Regions from separate parts of the Mus musculus genome. Here region 1 is linked to region 2. Evidence: chromatin loops called from intact Hi-C (ENCODE). Cell type or tissue: left cerebral cortex. All regions are shown on one strand.

Region 1 (8,000 bases), 130 kb after region 2:
GTGTTCTGCAACATTACATCAGATTTATTTCCATTGTTCTGAAAAACACCAACCAGGAGAGGGCTATGCACATCACTCTTGGGCAAGCAACAATTGAACATGGCTTCCTGTTCCTGGCTGACTTGGAAAAAAATGTAAAGAACTCACCCTTTGTGGCTAGAATATTGCAAGTACTTCCTGTAGGCAGCTCTAGAACAGCCCAGGCACCTGTCACTGGGAAGCCTGAGGGAACAGCTTTCCTGAGCCTGTCATTGGCAGAAAATGACTGAGTGGGTTAGCGGTGGAAAATTGGATGCTGGAGGAACGTAATTGAATGGAGAGAGCCCAGCAGGGCAAAGTTGAGAGAGAACTGTGGGTGGCAAAGATTCGTCTGCATCCTTCCTCAGTCGTCCTCCTCTGCCTGATGAGTCCCTTGGAAGTTCTGTCATGTTCTTCCTTGTTCTGTGACATTTCACGTCATTAGCAGTCTTTTCCTTGGTGCTGTCCAATAAGGCAGCCACTAGTTGCACATAGATGGGCACAGTTAAATGCAATCTAAATGTAAATGAAATGAAATGGAATCAAATTAAAAGTCAGTCACTTGCCCGAAAGCAAGAGTTCAAGGGCCGCGTGTGACTAGCGATTCCTGTGTTGGGTGTGATTGTGTATTAGTCAGCATTCTCTAGGGTGACAAAAACCAAAGGAATGAATATATATTAAAATCAAGCTCATTAGACTGGCTTATGTGATAGTGATAGAGTAATCCAACAATGGCTGTCCCACAGCAGGCAGTCAAGAACCCAGTAGCTGCTCAGGGTCCAGAGATGGTCAACCTTCTGCTTTCCCAGAACAGGCGTGTTCTAGATTTGGGAACCAACCGGGATGCCAGGCTTGGGAACTTGACATTTCCATGCCCTTTCTCCTAGGAAACCCATTAAGATGCTAATCACGGTCTCTAGCTTCTTGCCTGCTTGGCTGGCCTGACTCCAGCCTGTATGACTTGTCTGTACAAGTTCAATAAAGTCTCCCCCTGCTCCAGGTCAAAAAGTCTGCCTGCAGGTGAAGTACTTGCCTTTCTAGACAAATTCCACTCTTTTTTTTTTTGGACACAACAGAGAGAGTAGCAATGGGCCATGTGAAATATAGCCTCCAGTGATAAATCCACACATCCAACACCCTAGGGGGCCAAGAGCACCTTACTATACCAGACCAGAGCCATTCCATCTAGAGCAACACATTAGTTTTGATCCATTTAACCAAGAAGTCAGATATACAAGCTTCTCAAAGTGCAATCTAGGGAAGAGAGAGCCTGCTCACTTTGCACGTGTACCGTTAGCCTTCGTATACGAAAACAGCTTTCTGAGCACCTGGGTCACACTTCATCCTCTTAGGCCTGAGGTCATTTAGAGCTTCGATTCTGTCAGCACTTGGGTGGATGTTCTTCTTGATATCCATTATTAAACATGATGAAAAAGTTACAAAGGCTCTTCCTTTAAATCTCAACACTGGTTTTTGGCAGCTGAGGTAAAAAAAAAAATTACAGTATAGGGATTCCTAGGTAGTCCAGCCTTGCTTATCTGCATCTCTGGGTCAGACTGTGAGCTGTGAATTCTGTTTACTGTGGTGCCTCTGTCTCACTGTGCGATATTGCATAGTGCACCCATATGGCAGTATGCACAGCCTGAACAAGCTAGGCTGCCGCTGCCTTACATGTGCAGAATAAGATGAGATTATTATCAAAATCCCAGTTGTCATTAAAAGACAGGAATGCACACACCTGCACATATGCACACCATACACACACATGCACATACAAACACATATATACACTCACACACACACACACACACACACACAAACATACCACTCTCTCACACATATACATACATGTACTTACATACACACGCATACCACACACACAACATTCACACACATAAATACACACATACCACAATATACACACACACATGTGCACACACAGATGCCCTCTTCTTTCATCATTATTTACTAAATGCTCAAAATGTCCCTTGAGTGTATTTCAGGTTTCTTCTTTCATGTGTTAGATTTGTTAAAGATGCCAGAGAGCTATAAAGATCCTTAAATCAGAAAAATGATAGTGTTAATTACAAATCAACTTTTAAAAAAGAAAGAAAACTCACACCATTTCTTTATATTAAATACCCACAACTGTTAACATTTGGCTCAGTTTATAAAAATCAAATTGATATTTTAATATGTTTGTGTAAATTAGAAGATGGATGTGTTCTTCAAATGACACTGAAAGAAGATAAAGCCACAACCTGGCTGAGGATACTTATGCCATATATACCCAATCAAAGATGCATATGCTGAGAAGATAAGGAAGTCCTAGGAATCAATGAGAAGGACAAGCCAGTGGATAAATGTGCATAGGATATGAATATTCATTTCTCAGGGGACAGAGTACAAATGGAGAAGAAATATATTGAAAAATGTTCAATCTTACCACTAATCAGGGAAACAAATTAAGACCACATGGAGTTGCTATATGCTCACACGAGACGGATACTAATGAGGGGCTTGTCAATACTCAGAATCACTGAAGGTATAGCACTGGAGGCTGGAAAATAACATAGCTGAATTAGACTGCATGTGTGCATATTCTACACCCAAAACTTCCACTCTGAGCGATCTAACCGGGAGACACTTAGGACAAGATAAGCTAAGCATATTTATAGCATAACGTTGCGTTAAAGCAAAGAGAAGAACTTCCATTGTCAATGGAGAGAGTGCGGTATACATTGTAGGTTAAGGTGAGGCGGGGAGGGAAATGAAGTACAATTATTTCTTAACTTATGGGATTAAGAAAGGAAGTGGATGGAGATCATATACGCTGTGTACAGAGTCTAATTTTAAGTACTTTAGGTACAACCTACACATAGCTGTTCGTATTTAAAGTACAAACATTGATGGAATTGACACATGTGATGTCCTCACCACACTCAAGGCGAGCATCAGTGTCACCCTCAAGAGCTGTAATGCATTCACGGTTACCTCTCCATTGATGTGTGACCTCCAAACATTTTCTGCCACAATCACATTAGTTAAATGCATGCATGCAATGTGCTCTCTTGCGCTGCTTTCCTTCACTCAACATGATGAGTTTGAGACTTAGCTATGTTGTTAGGTGTTATAACAAGTATATCTCCCATTAAAGAAACCTTACCATCTTTCCATCCATTCAAATGTTTGCATCCTCAGTACTGTTAGATGCGGCTTGGCCAATCCTTTTTATGCCCACTGACATTCATCCCTTATACCCCAAGGTCCTAATTAATATCCCTCAATAACTTCAGACCTGCAAACTTCTTAGATTATGTAATCAGTGCCGAGAGAGCTGTTGGATCAAACTGGAGTTAGCCAACTACTGCTGCCAACTGATCTAAGTTCCCTACCACCCCTATCCAGACTGATATGAAGGTAACCTAGCCCCTAGTACTCTTGTGTCTGGAGATGAAATCATAAGGAAGAAGTTAGTTATGAAAGACCATGGCCTTGTATAGCAAGGAATTGAGAACACAGAACTGGTCCTCTCTTCTAGCCTCCAGATGGAATCAAGACAATAAAATCTGTTGCTGGTGGGCCCAGTGTGTGACGTTTTGTGATACAGCCCAAGATGACTAAAACAGTCTCCCCCTCAGCAGAGGAGTGTAGAGAAGGTTGGCCTCTAGCCTGATTCATAGCTGTTAAGGTCAGCAGAAGGGAAGGCTTCGTGCCCACCCCCACATACACCTTCCTGAAGCCTGACTCATTGGCTTACACAATTTCTCAGTTTCTACTCATGCCACCATTGATCTTCCTCTCTTGTGCCATTTTTCTTGCTCCCAAGAGAGTCTCAACAGCCAGCCAAACTTGTCCCTGAGCATCAGGCAAGGTTTTCAGTCCTTGCACTTTTTTCTGTTTCTCAGAACAGTGGAGTTGAGTCTTCTCTTGTTTTGCTTCCTCTTTACAGTGTGGGGCAATTGGGGGAGAGAAGAAAGAAAAGAAACCCCAAAGTGACAAAGGAGAAATTTCAAAGGTTCTTTCTGGACATAATAGTAGACACGTCGTCAAGCTCTACAGACGAACAATTTGGAAAGGAGGAGATGCTCTAAGTGTGAAGCATGTGTGTGTGCGCACACGCATGTGTGTATACAAGGGTGCCTATGTGTTAGCTGAATGAACCTCCTTCTCTGTCCTTTCTGTTACCCACCAAGATTCTCCCCTAGAGACGGACATAAAGTCTTACCCTGACTGCAGTGCATTGACAACTGACACTGCCGGGAAAGGGAGAGTCAGTTTTCACAAAGGGTGTAGCCTCTGGTCAGTCAATCATGCAGCAGGTGATGGCCCTACCCAAGTGGGTGTGGGCAGCACACACTGGACTCAGCACAAAGGACAGAAAATGAGCATACAGAATTGAATGAGTAGGAGATAGAGGTGAATCTGGGAGAAGACAGGAGGGAGATATGATCAAAATAGAGTCTTTGAAACTCTCAAAGAAATAATAAAAATATTGTTTTAAATAAACGGGATTTAAAAGCCAGATCCTTTCCCAGAGTGTCCTATGTCCTCCAGCAGCAGATGTCCACCTGCCACTGTGACACTAGACAGCCCCAGCGAGGGAGCAAAGAGTGCAGAACAAATAGGAGAGGTGTGAACACCCTCCAACCTGCATTTGTCAGACCCCTGAGACCCGAGCCTGCCCTTGAGAACAAGCAAGTCCCTTGTCTTAGAAGATGTCAGGCCGCTACATAACCCATTCATGCTCAAATGATAATGGCCATTGTAGTAATAACGCTACCCATCGACTGCTTTCTGTTTACCACTAATGGTGTTACATATTCTATGAGCACAGTTTCTTCTGAGTCCCAGAATGACCCTGTTATGCATGTAGAAAAAAGTGGTCTCCATTTTACAAATCAGGACAGTGACTTTTAAATGGGCATGCCTAAAGTCTGGCCAACCCACTACCTAATAGTGGGCTTGGGGGCTCTCTAGAGTGAGCCAAGGGCTCATCGCCCACTTAGAAGATCTGCGAATGATTCGGACAGAGAAATGGAACTATATCCTTTAAACTTTAATTTTTACATGCAATTATGGGCTCCTTATTAACAATCCCATAATTGTGTTATTAAGGGTAACTACAGTGTGGTTTTTATAAGCTAAAATTAGGTCACTGCTAGACTCTCTCACACACTCCAATTCAGTGTTTGATGGAGAGGCAGGAGGCTGGGTAGTGCTGTGTTGGTTCCCTGGTCTCTGAGCACGCACACAGTTGGCAAACCCACAATTCCCTACCTCTTCATTATTGGGTGTCACTGCCATTCTCCTGAATTGACAAGCAATTTCTATCACTGTTTTTCTGCTCTTGAATGATAGCTTGCTCTTACCTCAGCTCTGGCAGTGTTATTTAATTTGTTGCGGGCTCTCTGTATAACCTCATTGCAGATGCGGAGGCATACAGAATATTTTGGTCTGTTTTTTTTTCTTCCCCAATAACTAAATTGAAGAAACACATATATCATGCTACTGAAAAAAAGCTCAAATTGCCTATATTTAACCATTATTTTAACCTCAGGTTAAACTATATGGCTCTGACTAGATTTAACTATTTTCAATCTGTAACAATGCTAGTTTTACAGAGCTCAGTCTAATAATGCCAATGTAAATTATTCCTATCTTACGTGGGAGAAAATTATAAGTACAATTTCCCTCCGAATGTGCTGGAACAATGACACTTAACTGGTGAGATTCTGCCTGAGAATTTGTGCTATCTCGGTAATTTGCCACATACCACTACCAAGTAACTGCAAGATAATTGCAAAGTTATTTTAAGTTTGCATATGTTTTTCTAGGATTCACAAGTCGTGGCTGTCAGTTCCCTTATAAGTTAGGTCTCTATGTTCTCTCATTCTCTTTCACTGGATTTCTTCACTGTGAAACAGTAGTGAATAGGAACTGTGGACATCAGGATCTTGTGTGCCAACCTGAGTAGACCTTGGTCAAAAAAGCTTCAACAGCAAAACTTTAAGACTTGCAAGAGCTAGTCATATCCCACTAATAAGGTGAATTTGTGACTGAATTGGAGGCCAGCTTCACAGATAGAGGGTGTGAGGTCTGTGTGGTGGGGTTGCATCAGTTATACCTGCATAGTTTGCTGGACAAGAACCCTAAACCTTTATTGACAATGTTTCAAGAAAGTTAGATAGCATTTAATGAACCCCTACTGTATACCAACTTCTTGGTTGGGCCAAATCTTATGTAATACCATTACAAACCCTATAAGTTTGGTACAATCAATCCATTTAGTTGGCAATCTAATAGATTGGTTCCTAGACACCGATGCTAGTTCAATATTGTACATCCAGGATGTAGCTGGCAAAACCCATGTGGCCATTCATGACACCACATCCCCTCTCCTCCTTGTCCAATTCATCATCTAATTGTCTAGGTTCTGCCTGTAAAACAGCCCTGGGCTTTGTCAACCCTCTACTGTCTTCTCCACTAATGCTCCAACACTATCTCTCCCAAGGACAGATGCAGTGGCCTCCAACCTCCTCCAGTCTGCATGAATTCTCACCTTCATCTGGCCACCTACTTTATCTACAGATGCTATCAGAATACAGCATATATGCCAACACACACACACACACATGCATGTACATTCTTGCAGGTGATTGTCAAAACCTCAAACAAAGAAAACAAATGAAAAAAAACCCATATTTTGACTTTTGCCAATCTACTTTTCTAGCTATTTCCCCCACTACTTAACTATTCCAGCCCCAACTAAACCCCACTAAACCTTCCAAATTACTTCCTACTCTCCTACACCCTATGACTTCACAAGCCAGTTTCTGGGGCCCGTGTGCACTTGCTACCTCGGGCAGCTACAACCACTTAAAAAATTACCCAACATTTCTGCTGCTGGTAAATTCTCCCTTCAAGGCCTGATTCAAATGTCACCACCTATGGGAATGTCCTCCCAGACTGTCAGGAGAGTTATACCCCCTCCTCCTTACAGCCACGGGCTTTGTACACAGTTTTAATTGAGCAGTGTCTGTTGAATGATGGCTGGTTGTTGAAATGTCTAATTCATCTTCCTCAGTTGGTAATGAGCCCCTCGGGATAAAGATCATGATGTATTTATCTTTGGATTGCCGACATTCAGAAGAGTGCATGGCACAAGGTCAGTGCTCAATAAATGTTCATTAAATGGACAAATACCCTCAGAGTCTCTGGTGCACATGAGAACACACGGAGAAGCTAATTCAGTTCACCAAGCTGAACACGAACAAGAAATACGGATATTAACTTTTACTTGAGGCTTGCCCACCCAGGGGCTCTATATGTCAGGAATAGCAGAGATCTTAGTCTCAGATCTGATAGAAGTGGGAGGCATCGCAATGTTCTGGCACTCATCATTTTCCTTTCTCTCAACAGAAAGAAAGGACTTCAGACATCTTTCTAGAGCTAGTCATGGCACATGATGCAGAGACCTCCGTGGTCAAGTTCAAGAATCAGGACTTCAGGACCTTACGGGATCATTGCCTGAGCAGGGGTCAGCTGTTTATAGATGATACATTCCCTGCTGCGGCATCTTCCATAGGCGAGAAGCTACTCAGGGGGAAGCACCTTTCGAAACTGGAGTGGAAACGACCAACTTCAAAGGTGAGTGAGCCCCATCTAGGGGCACAGAAAGCTCTGCAAATCTGGAGGCTGTCCACCATGGCATCTCCTTGAGAAAAGACAGTGGTCCAGCCTCATACCCAGCAGGAAAGAAAAGATAAGATTCATCTAATTTCTCTGCTGCAGTCTTAACATCCAGTCCAAGAAATGGGAGAGCTCTGTGCTCAGAGGCAGAGCCTGAACCATGGCTTCTAACGCAGTTCTGATACTGACTGCAGCTAGATTAAAACATCTCAATCCTATGACTGGGAAAATGGCATGTCATGGTTATGGAGGCTGTGCTGGTTGGTCTCTAGGGTCTCTCCGCCTCCTTA
Region 2 (8,000 bases):
TGCCAACTCCTCTCCAGTTCCCACACACTCCTCTTGGCATATTTGCATTTGCATGCCAAACTCCCTCTTTATAAGGACCCCAGTCACATTGGCCTACCCTAATTACCGTTTTAACTTGGTTACCTCTTTATAGAGGTAATCTCTTGTCTCCAAATAAGGTCACATTCTGAGATACTGAGAATTAGGATTTCAGTTACACTTTTATTTTTGGATAGGGGGAGGGAATTCAAGATACAGCCAAAAGGTAAAGGCACAGATCAGAGAAGTGAGCCCAGGTCAGGACCCGGCTGTGCTGTTCATGGCCCTTCTCTGCCTGGGCAGTGGCCTAACAGCTCTGCTCCAAGAGCCTCACTGAGCAGAACTGGAGGAGGAGGGGCAGGGGGAGCTCCTTGGAGGGGTGTTGATCGGTGATGTTTCCTGACTGCAAGGTCAAGGAATTGTCAAGCAGAGGACAGACCTCTGCAGCAGATCCTTGTTTTAGATAGCCTAAAAATATACTGGCTCTTCTGAAAAGGGCCAGAAATCAGGAGAAAAATTGCCTTGAGTTCTGGATTCCCAGAACCACAGAGTTTGAGTTTACTTCCTCATATGCTCCCCAACCTTATCTTCCTTCCAAACACACAGGACTCCAATCATAGCCGGAGGGCTCTTCGTGATCGACAAAGCCTGGTTCGATTACCTGGGTAAATATGACGTCGACATGGACATCTGGGGTGGGGAGAACTTTGGTAAGTTTCTATTTCATATCTCATGACCTATATAAGTTCAGTATAGCCTGAGGATTCTGTGTCCTTAACCTGGCAGGGGGTTTCTGGGAAATCTGAGTCACCCACTTAGGGAACAGCCTGGTTAGGGTCCCAGAACAGTGACTGTAGGAAGGCGGTCATAGCAAGAGATTTTCTCCATGGTAAATATAGACACCAAGTACCAGGGAAACCTGTCCAAGCAGGTTCTTAAGGGAGAAAGTGAGATGTGAAATCCAAGAGAACCAAGATGAATGCCAAGTTCGTGGGGCCAGATGCAGGTTTGAACTGGAAGCAGCGGACTTAGGAATCTGGAGTTGAAGAAGACTGAGAAGAGAAAAAGTGCGGCAGAGGGATGAGAGAGCAATCCCTTCTCATCGTCGTGCTGGGTTAATCACCACAAAAACCAAGAGACAATTTACCCTCGCCTTTCAGTGGGATGGGATCCAGGGAGGGAGAGGGGCTGGCTCGTAGGTGGCCTGCCCTAGCCATAGTGCCAGCTATATTTGCAGCTACAGGGAAAACATCTCAGATGGAACAGCCATTTCATCCTTCTACTAATGCTGAGTTATCCCCTGCCCTTCTATGGGAAAATGTAGCTTTGATGTAACAACCTTCCCTCTTGGGGTACTGTGACTATTTTGAGGTAACTGAGAATGGCAGTACGCCATGGGCATGTGAGTTTCTGCCTAGGAAGTGAGACCTGAGAGGGACGAAGTCGCAAGCAGGACTGGAGATGGCATGTGGTGGGCTTTGTCCTGCATATCTCCATCTCTCAGTGTACCTGGGGCCTTAGTTATGCAGGAGGCCCACAGTGACGACTGGTTGAGCAAACCAAACAGAAAAATGGAAGAGAGGGAATCATTATGTGTGGAGTGCTTCTCCTCTGTGCTAGCCCTGGGAGGTGTGCGAGCATGGGTCTAGGGAACAGTACACAGGCCAGAAAAGTGATCCGAGGGCTCCTCCTGGCACTGAGCTGCCTGGCATCAGCCACTGCCTTTGTTGTCTTCTGCCCATTGCCTTCAGGGTGTTTTATGGCTTTCTTTCTCAGTCACTAAGAATTATTTCCCAGAAATTTATGGCTTTGGCCTAACCCGTAGCATCTGTTCTCCCAACCTGGGCAGTACAGGGGAGAAATCTATCAGGAAATTGGTCTCTTGCCAAGTGGGGGTCAGACTGGAAGCACAGTAAACAAATCTCGATCTCCAGTCCCTAGCCTATAAACCAACAAGGATGGAATGTAACAGGAATTGTGAATGTGCTGGCATGGGGTTCAAGGCTAAGTCTGCCTACACTAGCCTAGGGGAAGCTGGATATCCCAGCACTCCTTACTGAGACGTTCCAGCCCTCCTTCCCAGCAGCAAAGAAGTGTTCCCTGTAGCCCTCTGATAGACGACAGTGGTCCAGTCTCTGCCCTAAAGCCACTCATAATGATTCAGAAATTTTCACTGTCCGACATATTGTGGGTTAAGAGTTTTTGTGAAATTGTTAGAAAATCCTTCTAAGTTACAGTTCAGCTCTATCCAGTTTGTCTCCTGGGGTTCTTTCTGTCCTCTTGAACTGTACAAGGTGAGGATGATCCCTCTTGGATGCAGCAGTCGCATTTGGATGCAGGTAGCACTGTCATTTGCAGGATGGCACATTCCGGTCTGACTTACCAGCACCCTTCCTTTCGAGCCATGTTAACACACAGCTGCTCAAATCAAGATGCAATCTCATCGAGCCAGCTCCTGAGTCGTTTGGTATTACTGAGGGCTGATTTGAATAAAGCAGTTGGTAAATGGTCCCTGTAAGGTGTGGGAAAGACATTTATAATCCATCACAAAATCTTTGAGACCAAAGAAGCACTGTAGACAGCCACCGCAGCAATCACTGTTTCCCCGCACCCTAACATTCTATTCTGCTATAGTCAGCCAATAGCACTTTGGAAGCCTTTTTTGGATCCTTTTACCCTCTTTTCTTTTTTCTTTTCTCCCCTTCCTTCCTTCCTTCCTCCCTCCCTCCCTTCTTCTCTTCTCTTCTCTTCTCTTCTCTTCTCTTCTCTTCTCTTCTCTTCTCTTCTCTTCTCTTCTCTTCTCTTCTCTTCTCTCTCTCTCTCTCTCTCTCTCTCTCTCTCTCTCTCTCTCTCTCTCTCCTTTTAAGTATTTTTGTATACCAGAAAAATAAGGTACTTTTTCCAAGAGCACATACATGACATGGTTATGTGCACGGGTAGCAGTTGCAAGGCGTGGATAACTAGACCACAAAGTATGAGAAGGTGGGGATTCTAAAGTGGTCCACATGTCTGACTGATGATCAGCTATCTGGATGGAGGGTGTGAGCGATGCTTTAGCTATAAAAGAGGATAAAAGAAGGTGCCTGCCAGAAAAAAGGAATCCTGTCTGTAGGGTATAGCCCATCACACACACCACCACCACCACCACACACACACCCCTCCATTCTGGCCACTCTTTGCTAAGTTGTTCTCCAACGCTATTTATTACTGTCCAGCTTCAGCTCCTGCCAAAGTGGTCTTGCTAAGAGACAAGTCTCCCAGGTCTGTGTCTACAAGGACTTCCTCCTGCCCCTCTCCTACAGAAGTGTCTATCTTCCTAGGTTCATCAGGCTGCTCTCCACACTTCCAACATTGGCAGACCCTCCTGAACTTTCAGACTATTCAGGCCTTCTACAAGAACAGAGAGCCTCCTTATGCATCCACTATGAACCCCTGAAGATGGCAGCTCTGAGTGACCTCTTCTACAGCTGGGACACTTTCTCTCTGCCTTCCCTTCTGCTACCACCCCTCCCCCATCCACCCACTTCGGCATCCCATCTTCTCAGCACAGTGTCCTTTATATCACCCTTCCACTGACCCATTTAAGTATGTGGCTGTCCAGTTATCGGTGCCTGTCCCACTGATGACTCTCTTAAAGCAAGAGCAGAAAGTTCATCTCATTTCTGATTCTCAATGCCCAGAATAGTCGAAACTGCTCACAAAATGCTTGTGTGAAAAGCGAGAGACTGAATGGGAAAGGATTTCTGGGTGGCAAGGCAATCCAGAAACATATGTCTCTTTGAGTTCCAAAATCATCCTACACCCAAACCCACGGATGCTCCAGTCCCTTATATAAAATGGTACCAAATTTGCATAGAACCAATGTGCAAGCACTTGTATTACTTAAATCATTCCCCCATTACGTATAATACATAATAGAACACACATATCATGTAAATAGTTGTTAAACTGCATGGTTTAGGGGAAGATAGTGAGGAAAAATGGTTATACATGTATGCTCAAGAAAAAGCAATTGTCTATTTTCAATAAAATACTATTCAGTGTTGGTTGAATCTGGGATGAGGATGAAGGGCAGACCATACCATGCACTAGGCACCATGTGAAACAGTTTACATAGAATCCAGTGGAGCTATGTTAGAACAGTCTCTTTGATTATATAAACAATAGCAGCAGGCTGGTATGTCTCTTTCTTCCAGACAGAATTTCTCTGTGCTCTAGACATGTTTGCCTGTGTACTGTTGACGTTAGTTCACAGCTCCAAAATGACATGTGCTCTTTGGCCAGGGTGACTATGACTGAATCCGATCCTACCCTCACCTCACCCCCATCTTCCACTGCAGAAGTGGCTGCAGGTGGATTGGCTGAAGGGCCTTGTAAAAGCCATACTGTGTCTTGGTTAACCTCCCCACCTGCTGACCTGGTACTTCATTCCCACCAAGTGTTTCTAAAATGAGCTGAGCACTTTTGATAATTATATCCACAGTTTAGGACACGAGCAGGCTTTAGGGAAATGTGGCTTTTAAATTTTTTCCGAGGTTGATTTGCATTAAAATTGGATACTTAAGCTCCAATTTACATAACACAGGATACATGTAATATATATCTACTTACTCAGAGCCTGAGCCACATCTCACTTTTAGCTTTTGGTCTCTAGAGGGAAAAAAGGAATCTGTTGCCAGTAACAAGTGTGTGCGAGGCAGGGTGGGGATGGGGTGCCTACTTCCCAAACCAGGAAGCTTTGGCACACACACAGAGGGAGAATACAGGAGTCCTGAATTTAGAATGGGGGATTTCCAAAGCACAGCAGGCACAAAGGACAGTGCAGAAAAAAGAAATGAGGTAGAGCCCAAAAGAGCCTTGCTACCACCCACCATGCTCAGAATGGAGTCTGGGATGCCAAGCTATTCCAGGCTCAGGAGACATGTATGGTTCAGGAAGAACTCAGGCTTTAAGATCAGATAGGAGTAAGTTTGAAGCCCATAGTTACCACCTAGCACCCTTGGGAAAGTTACCTCTCCTCACTGAGCCCATTTCTAGGTCTTGAAGGTAGAAGCAGTGGTTTCTTAAGTAAGATGAGCAGTTCCCTACCCCACCCCCAAAAGATAGCCACACCCAAATACCTGGAGCCTGTTTGGATGTGACCTTATGTGACACAAGGTTTTTAAGCAGTGTGATGAGGTCACCAATCAATGGGTTGGAGAATGTTGCAAATGGGCCCAATCTAATATCATAGAATCTCTAAAATCAGAGAGCTTTCTTAGGCACGTGGCAGCAGAGAGTTGGCATAAGCCAGGTGCCGTGCTCCAAAGGGACATTAGCAGCTGTTAGCTTAAAGATGGAAGAAACAGCAAAATAGTAGCTGAAAGAAATTCTGGGCCATCAGCCAGCAAGGAGAAGGGAACCCAAGTCCTGAAGCCTTGAGTAACTTTCTAAAATCAGTTAAGTAAGCTTCATAGCAAGTTTTCCTTCAGAGCCTCCATGAAGGGACATGGGTCTTGCTGACACCTTGACTTCAGCCATGGAAGACACTGAGTAGAGGACCCTCCCAAGTCCTCTAAGTTCGAGGAGAATCGTTAAAGCAACATAAGAAACAACATAAGAGTCTCATCACATCCACATGTCATGAGACTGCGTGAAAATAGCCGAGTGTCTGCTCCACTAGAGTTGGCTGCCTTCCCTTCAGGATCCTTCATGGCCAATGTCTCATAAAGAAGGATAGTCTGACCTGCTGAGATACCTCAGTGCCCCTGCCTTTGCTTTTAGCCCAGGGTTGGGGAAGTGGCCTCAATAAGGGCACTCACATTTGAGGAAACATCATCTTTCCCCAAATATGTAATGATACATGACACCCTCTTGGCTGCTCTGTTAGAGCCCAGTGCCCTGTGTGATTCTCCAGGCCCAGATGTGATCCCACAGGCCACCTTTTGTTGCTGCTCCTAAATGTCCCACATGCTATCAAAGAGAGACAACAGTTGCTTATTTGCCATCAGAGTTTGGAACGTTGAAGGATGTTCATAGTCACAGGGCCATGGGTGATCACCGTGGACTTGTGGTTAATAGTTGTCCAAAAGTAGAGGGCTGGGAATAGCATCTGTTGTCCCAGATGTGAGGTGGAATGCATTTGGCTCACAGATCCAAAGCTATCTTTTATAGCCCAATAAGATGATCTCCAGTCGAATCAGAGCGTTCGTTAAAAAACAGTGGAATTGTCTTAGTTGATGTTGAGCTGCTATAGCAGGATACCACACTGGGTGGGCCAAAGGGAAATATGGAATAGAGAGTGGGAAGTCCAAGATTGGGTAGGGTTTGCTTGCTCCATCATCCTTTGGCAAAATGTACAAGCTGGAGAGCTCAACAGAGGGCAAATTCTTCATCCCTTTATAGCGACAGGTTTCCATAATAACAACTCACTCCCTAGATAACAGCACTGGTCCTTGCACCAGAGCCAATCCCTCATGACCTTTTGGAGGTCTTGTGTTTTTAACAGTTTTGCTTTGAAGATTAATTCTACAGCCGGTGAACTGGGGAGGAATACGTACTGGCCTTAGTACACACAGAACTTGCTTCTTGACCCAGTAAGAGCCAGGAAATTAAAGATTACTGAATTACCTGACACATAGGTAAGGGCAGATTTATGCATGCCAACAGACTGTGAATGTCTCTTTCTGCGCACTACTGTCTGCTGCTCTATTTCCTTTGTCCTCACCAGGTTTAAGCTCCTCAAGAGGTAAATAGATGATGTGATCACATATATCAATGTGATCACATACACAATTGTAACACTCTAGGATACTCCATTTAAAACATGATCCATGGGACCAGCAAGATGACCCAGTGTGTAAAACACTTGTCCCCAAAGCCTGATGACTGGAGTGCAAGTCCCAGTTCAAGCTCCTTCCACCTGGTGGAAGGAAAGAACCAACTCCCACAAGTTGTCGTCTGATGGGCACCCAGATTCAATGGCATGTGTGCACATGTGTACACCACCCCTCTCACATCCCTCTACTTCCTTCTATACTCCCAACATACACTGAATAAATAAATGAATGAAAAATAAACAGAGCTCATTGCACACAGCTGTTCTTATGTGAACTGGTACCCTTTACCCTCGTTAGAATTCAGGCTATGAAATGAAGCCAGAACCTTGACCAGGGATGGTGTGCTTCCTGGAAAAAGAGCTGCTCTCTGGACCCTGAATTCCTACCCACCACTTATGTGCTCATCAGATGGGTGTTGATTCTGGTAAGAGGTGAGGGTCCTCAGAGGCAGTAAAAATAGCTGATGTGCTAATGAGTACATGGTAGACAAGGGAAGAAAATGCAGGGCGTGAGGGCAATCTTCTCTCAAATATTAATCTGAAGTTAGAAATATAAGGTTCCATCACAGTGCCCCAGTGAGGATAGAGTAATTACACATCTCCCTGCCTGAGATGTGGAGTATGTGTGACATTTATCACCAGGGAGATGATGCAGGCACTGACTAAGCGAGAACCCCAGAAGACTCTATAGAAAGACTTTGCCTCCTTCCAACCTCACTGAAGAGATGGTGGCACCACATCAGTGCAAACATGGAGAGCAAGGCTCTAAGAATGCCTGGCTTCCCACTGCAGCATCCGTGGTTCTCGTGGCACTTGTCCAGGCCCTCTTTGAGAAGCTCAGGTTCAGCAGACTTTCTCAATGGCTTTCACAAAACTGCTAACCAAGCATGCCCAGTGTGTGAGCATGAGAGATTGCTCATCCTCCTCAAGTCACAATGCAGATAAGGGCAGGCTGGTTGTAGATCCTAGGTTTTAAGTATTCTGCAGAGTAGTGCTTAGAAATCATTACACTAACCTCAAAACTCCTCATACCACCAAGAGGACCTCTTGACTCAAGTGACAACACGGGGACCCATAGCAGATCCAAAACTCCTGTTACAACAATCTGGGCTTGAGAGCTGAGAAACCTAACTCATGCCAGGCCAAGGACTCCTGTAAATGGAAC

What was found. A loop is a pair of places that touch in the nucleus more often than their neighbours do. Peaks named below come from ENCODE experiments on the same cell type or tissue, not always from the same donor. Only the 100,000 strongest peaks of a DNase experiment are listed, where the experiment ranks them.
Region 1: it touches region 2 in a loop (3-fold over the local background); 4 of 42 quality-filtered maps call a loop at or near these places.

The regions. Positions count from the first base shown.
Region 1 is chr17:73,382,491-73,390,490 of GRCm38, reverse strand. It overlaps Capn13 (calpain 13), which reads left to right. Exons shown (of 23, transcript NM_001033444.2): 2 at 7,441-7,668. The coding sequence starts at 7,477. Among named protein-coding and RNA genes, the nearest start is that of Capn13, 13 kb to the left of the region's middle. In left cerebral cortex, no CTCF peak of the experiment used is centred here; DNase peaks (open chromatin) are centred at 138 and 3,671.
Region 2 is chr17:73,515,346-73,523,345 of GRCm38, reverse strand. It overlaps Galnt14 (polypeptide N-acetylgalactosaminyltransferase 14), which reads left to right. Exons shown (of 15, transcript NM_027864.2): 9 at 625-728. Among named protein-coding and RNA genes, the nearest start is that of Capn13, 120 kb to the right of the region's middle. In left cerebral cortex, a CTCF peak has its summit at 4,683; DNase peaks (open chromatin) are centred at 3,803, 4,788, 5,369 and 7,621; H3K27ac peaks cover 1,873 bases.